Linked DNA regions of Mus musculus: region 2 is linked to region 1. The links are chromatin loops, found by intact Hi-C in ENCODE. Cell type or tissue: left cerebral cortex. All regions are shown on one strand. Links, peaks and the distances in the headings refer to the core of each region. The heading gives the core; the rest is flanking DNA. Region 1 holds the start of Cdc20 (cell division cycle 20). Region 2 holds the start of Tmem125 (transmembrane protein 125).

Region 1 (2,899 bases), core at 400-2,899:
TTTTTTTTTTTTAAAGTGTGTATGTGTTTTGCCTACATCTATGTCTGTATACCTCATGCACACCTGATGCTGGCAGAGGCCAGGGAAGGCACTGGATCCCCTGGGACTACAGTAATAGATCTTGAATACCTATATTGGGCGCCGGGAACTGAACCCTAGGTAATCTGGAAGAGCATCTAGCGATAACAGCTAAGCCATCATCTTTCTAACCTCCTTTCCGCTTTAAAATAATTTATTTTTATCGGGGAGGAGGGGTGTGTTTGTGTGCCATCTGTATGCTGGTTCCATAAGAGGGCATCGATGCCCTGGAGCTGGAGTTAGAGGTAGTTGTGCGCTGCCTGACAAAACCAAATTTTCTTCCCGTGGAAGAGCAAGAAGTTCTAACTGAGGCATCTCTCCAGGCCCCAGACCTGGATTCTTACCAACCTCTTTTTATGACCTTGGGCTAATTTCTTGTATTGCACCTTGGTTTTTCTATCAGCATAACCAGGTTCTTGGCCCAGCGTGGTGGCACACGCCTTAAATTCCACCGCATCTCTGAGATCCAGGGCAGTTTTTTCTACAAGGTGAATTCCAGGCCAGCCCGGACTGCATAGTGAGACCCTTGTCTGAAACAAACAAAATGGGTGTCGCTCTGGCAGATTATGTGCAACGGGGGTAAGGAGATCTCTAGGTCTCTGAAGAATCCTAAGTCCCACGGGAGTCCTCCACAGGATGTGATGTCCCCAAGAACAGCCTAACCTAATCTTCACGACGAAAGGCTGGAATTCTGATCATTGTTTTGACACACACACCCCTTCCTCTCACTTTGTGTTTGCAGAACCCCACACTGGTCCGCATACTTCCTTCCTAGCAGGGTTTCAGGCGCCCTCCCCATTCAGACTGCCACCTCCCCACCGTCTCTAACCAACTGGGTCCTCCGGGTTGAGGTTGAGTTTCTCTCTCTCTCTCTCTCTCTCTCTCTCTCTCTCTCTCTCTCTCTCTCTCTCTCTGTGTGTGTGTGTGTGTGTGAGAGAGAGAGAGAGAGAGAGAGAGAGAGAGAGAGAGAGAGAGAGAGAGAGAGAGAGAGAGAGAATGTGTGTATGTGTGAACGTGTGACCTAAGTACCACCCACAGGCTTCGATGTGACCTTTCAAAGATTCCCAGATGCTCTAACTGCCGGGCCCAACCCAGAGAGATGGCCGGCAGAGAGCGGATCCCGAGGACTAACTGTGCGGGACCCGCCCCCGTGTTCCGATTCGGGCTCCGATTCGGGCAGGGACGAAGGCTCCCAGAGATGGGTTCGGGATTTCCTTCCAAATGCTTGGTCGTCGCACTCTCGTGAGATTTGCTCCCGGAAGACCCGGCCCTCTTCAGTGTAGCGACCAATCGGCAAGGGCGACGGTTAAGACAGTTGGGTTTTGAAGGAGCCAATGAACGCTAGCAGCGGAGAGTTTAAGAACAACAGTCCGGCGTGTCCTTAGCTTGTCTGGAAAAGAACGCGTTCGGCAGGCGCACTGACGCGCTGCGAGGAGCTGGGGGTTTGTGTTCGGGAGAGCTGAGTACGGAGAGGGACCGGGCTGCTGCGAGCTGTGGCAGGCGGAGCCCAGGAGCCCGGCGAGGATCGCGCTTGGTCGCCTTTCGCCCCGGTAGCGGTGCCATGGCGCAGTTCGTGTTCGAGAGCGATTTGCACTCACTGCTTCAACTGGACGCACCCATCCCCAATGCCCCGGTTGCGCGCTGGCAGCGCAAAGCAAAGGAAGCCACAGGCCCAGCCCCCTCGCCCATGCGGGCCGCCAACAGATCACACAGCGCCGGGCGGACCCCGGGCCGAACTCCTGGTGAGTGGGTGGAGGGAGCTGGAATCGCTGAGAGTCCGTCTTCATGCTCCCTCCGGGAGCCTCGTCAGGCTGTCTGACTTCTCTCTCCCTGCCCCCAGGCAAATCTAGTTCCAAGGTTCAGACCACCCCTAGCAAACCTGGAGGTGACCGCTTTATCCCCCAACGCAGTGCTTCTCAAATGGAGGTGGCCAGCTTCCTCTTAAGCAAGGAAAACCAGCCGGAAGACAGGGGGACGCCCACCAAAAAGGTATGATTCCACAGGGGTCATGAGACTTGAGGTGTCTGTCCCCTGGCTGATACCGGTCTTCCTCCCCTCACTTGCCGTGTATTTCAGGAGCATCAGAAAGCCTGGTCTCTCAACCTGAACGGTTTTGATGTGGAGGAAGCCAAGATCCTCAGGCTCAGCGGCAAACCTCAGAATGCCCCAGAAGGTAAGGAGTGAGTGACATCATCGAGGCTGGTGTCAGTCCTTCCTAAGGGGAGACATGTGGCTGCTTTTCCACATGTGGATGGGTATCAGTTTCCAAGTCTAGACCCACTCTCTTGCCACAGGCTACCAGAACAGACTGAAAGTACTGTACAGTCAGAAAGCCACGCCTGGCTCCAGCAGGAAGACTTGCAGATACATCCCTTCTCTGCCAGACAGGATCCTTGATGCCCCCGAAATCCGGAATGACTACTGTGAGTGCACTGTTGTCTTTGCGGATGGAGAAAGATGGCCTAGGAATGGACCAGTCCAACAAAGGACCTCATGTTTTCTTCCTTCCCCTGGCAGACCTGAATCTTGTAGATTGGAGCTCTGGAAATGTATTGGCTGTGGCACTGGACAACAGTGTGTACTTATGGAACGCTGGTTCTGGTGACATCCTGCAGTTGTTGCAAATGGAGCAGCCTGGAGACTACATATCCTCGGTGGCCTGGATCAAGGAGGGCAACTACCTAGCTGTAGGCACCAGCAATGCTGAGGTCCAGGTGAGCCTGGTTGCCTGTATTGTGGCTCTGTGGTCACTGGGCTCAGGGGGGAGCTTGCCCACCTTACATCTGTGACCCTGTGGTCATTCCTCTGCAGCTCTGGGATG
Region 2 (2,899 bases), core at 112-2,611, 110 kb before region 1:
GTTGGCCAGACTCGGCCAGAGAGAGGCCGGAGGTAGGTGGGGGACAGTCCAGCTGAAGGGCAAGGGCTTCTTTTGCCTTGTCAAGAGTTGTGAAACTTATCCAACTGTCCAGCTCCAGCTGTCTACCTGAAAGGCCTCTACCCACTCATGGGGCAGGCTAATCCTGCCACTCACTTGAGGCCTCAAGGAAAATAAACAAAGGGCTTATTGGGGGAAAGCCTAAGACAGAGCTGGAGCTAGGTTTGGGGTATCGCTGATGCTGGACGCTGGGGCTGAGGATACAGTGGGATTCAGAACTAAAGTCCAGAATCAGCTGGAATGAGGAGGTTTCAGGCCAGTTGGAACCTCCTACTGGCTCTCCTCCTGCCTCAGCCTCTCAGGGTGCAAAGATTGCAGGCCTGGCTGTAGATCTTCGGGGAGGGGCTGAAGGTAAAATTAAGTTGGAGTTGTGGGGTGGGCTAGGGCTCAGACTGGGGCAGAGGGCCAGCATTCTTTCCTCCTGCTGACCCAATCTGCATATTGTGTTTCAGACCTACCAGCAGCGGACAGAAGCCCCTCCCTTCCCAGGAATGTCTCAGCCCCACTGAAGTCGCAGGGCCACGTCAGCCAATTGGCTCAGGCCCTGCCCTGGAAACAGCACCTGTTAATCCCCCCCTCCTTCCAGCTCACCTGGGTGCAGGTTAGGCAGGTGAAGCGTCTCCCCGGAAACAGACCTAGAGCGCCCAACCTGCTGGGTCCTGCCTGCTCAAATCGGATTCAGCACAGCCAGGCGTCCCGTGAGTGCCCCATACGCCCCACCCCCACCTTTTTCACGGGTTCTACTACCGGGAACCTCCACCCACGCTGGGGTCGTTCCCCAATAGACGGTGTCAGCACCTTCAGATGAGCAAGCCACAGTCCTGAGGAATGCTGGGACAGACTCCGCCCACGGTCCCTCCCCCAACCACCCTTGGGGCGTGGGCATTTACCCCACCCACCTTGCGTGCCAGGCAACCTCTCTGCAAAGGGCAGAGCGGTCCCCTACTCTGTCTCGTTGGAGTAAAAACGTGGTCTCGGCAGTGTGGTCCATGTGGGTTCTGATTCACCCCGAGTCTCTCTGGCTCAAAAAAGTATGTTTTGAGCTCCTTTGCCCCGTGGGAAGTCTAAAAGGAGTATGTTAGATGACTTCTCCCACTCCTCAGAATTAACTTCTCTGTCCTCACTTTTCAGAAAAAGCCTCTAAGAGGTGAGCTGGGGCTTCCCTGCCCCACTCCCGTCCCTCCTGGACTCGCAGCTGACACCTACAGGATCGGTCTCTCCTGCTGCCGGAAGTTGGGTTCCTTGCCGGCAGTGCTAGCTTTATTTTTACCTGATGTGAGTCATGCCGCCTGTCTTGTAGGGAACAGGTTAAATGAGTAACACTGTTAGATCCCTCCCCACATTCCCACGATGGGAAGGACTAGGCTGCGGTTCAAATCCTGAGTCCTCCTTTTGCTGCCTTAGAGAACACGTGGAGCCGTTTAGCAGGGGATGGACCCGTGGGGAGCAGGCAGGTTCTGGATGAGCGCCGAGAACAGGACTGGATAGAGATATGTTTAGAGGCAAGAGACAGCCCCTGGGGCCATGGATTGGCAAAAGCAGAAGGCGCTGAGGAGCCCCCGGAGTGGGCCGAGAGGGAGGGTGGGTGGTAACAGCATCTTGAGAAAGGAACACAGGAGGAACAGGTTCAGGGTAAGATGAGGAATTTGGGTTGGGCCCTGTTGCATCAGAGACGACCAGCACTGGAAGGAGAGACTTGGAGCATGCGTCTTCTTTTGCCTGACGGAGATAGGGTGGAACTAGAGGAAGAACGGTGTTAGGGGTCAGATCCTGACCCACAGAGAAGGAAGGGTACAGCCCTATGAGAGAAGGGTCAGGCTCAGCCTGCTGGTTCCAGAAGGGTTAAGTCACCAGCCTCCCTTTCCCATAGCTTCCCCCACCCAGGACCCAGCAGTGACAGCTGAGGCCATGTGAGTCTGATCCTGAATGAGGCATTATCTCTGACAGTTTGTCCTGTCATCCACTGTGGCACCACCAGCTTCCTCCGACAGCCTGGATGGAACAGGCCACCGAGACAGCCTGTGTGAGAGGTCAGGAGCTGGGCAAGGGGATTCTCTGAAGGGGAAGGGGAGCTCTGTGGTGGAGGGAACTCTGTTGGGGTCAGGGGAGGTGCTTTGGCAAGGTGCAGTGCTAGGGTTGTAGCTCTTGGGAATAGGTCCTGAGGACCCCGGGGAAGATTCTTGGGGCCCTTCCCTGAGACTCCCAGATGAGGCTATAGGGCCAGATGGGTGGGAAATAACTTGTGATCCTGTCCTGCAGGTGAGGGTAACCATAGCCTGGACTAAGAAGAGGAGACTGGGCTTCTCGCTGGCAACCAGGTGATGGGGACACAGGGTCACGACAAACACCCTCTGAACCCTGACAGTGATCCTCTGTCCTGACCCTGCCTGACCAAGCCATGTCCCAGCAAGCCTCAGTGGGCAGGGGGCTGCCCCCAGATGTGCTGGCAGAGCAGGTGGAGCTATGGTGGTCCCAGCAGCCCCGTCGCTCCTTGCTCTGTTTCTCCGTGGCCGTGATCCTTGTGGCTGGCTGTGGGGCCGGTGGTGTGGCGCTGCTGTCCTCCACCAGCAGCCGATCCGGCGAATGGCGACTAGCCGTGGGCACTGTGCTCTGTCTGCTGGCCCTGCTGGTTCTGGTGAAGCAGCTGATGAGCTCTGCCGTGCAGGATATGAACTGCATACGCCAGGCCCAGCACGTGGCCTTGCTGCGCAGCGGCGGAGGCGCCGACGCTGTTGTAGTGTTGCTCAGTGGCTTTGTGCTGCTGGTCACTGGCCTGACCCTGGCTGGGCTGGCTGCTGCCCCGGCCCCGGCACGGCCACTG

The links. Hi-C counts contacts between places; a loop is a spot of excess contacts. Peaks named below come from ENCODE experiments on the same cell type or tissue, not always from the same donor. Only the 100,000 strongest peaks of a DNase experiment are listed, where the experiment ranks them.
Region 2: it touches region 1 in a loop (2.4-fold over the local background); 2 of 42 quality-filtered maps call a loop at or near these places.

The regions. Positions count from the first base shown.
Region 1 is chr4:118,435,862-118,438,760 of GRCm38, reverse strand. It overlaps Cdc20 (cell division cycle 20), which reads left to right and starts at 1,418. Exons shown (of 10, transcript NM_023223.2): 1 at 1,418-1,820; 2 at 1,919-2,067; 3 at 2,155-2,251; 4 at 2,373-2,501; 5 at 2,596-2,792; 6 at 2,890-2,899. The coding sequence starts at 1,640. In left cerebral cortex, for the core only: a CTCF peak has its summit at 1,432; DNase peaks (open chromatin) are centred at 1,323 and 1,648; H3K4me3 peaks cover 1,440 bases.
Region 2 is chr4:118,541,810-118,544,708 of GRCm38, reverse strand. Tmem125 (transmembrane protein 125) reads left to right here and starts at 983. Exons shown (of 4, transcript NM_172383.3): 1 at 983-1,109; 2 at 1,210-1,353; 3 at 1,949-2,108; 4 at 2,338-2,899. The coding sequence starts at 2,477. In left cerebral cortex, for the core only: a CTCF peak has its summit at 1,299; DNase peaks (open chromatin) are centred at 1,058, 1,389 and 1,967; H3K4me3 peaks cover 1,818 bases; H3K27ac peaks cover 1,758 bases.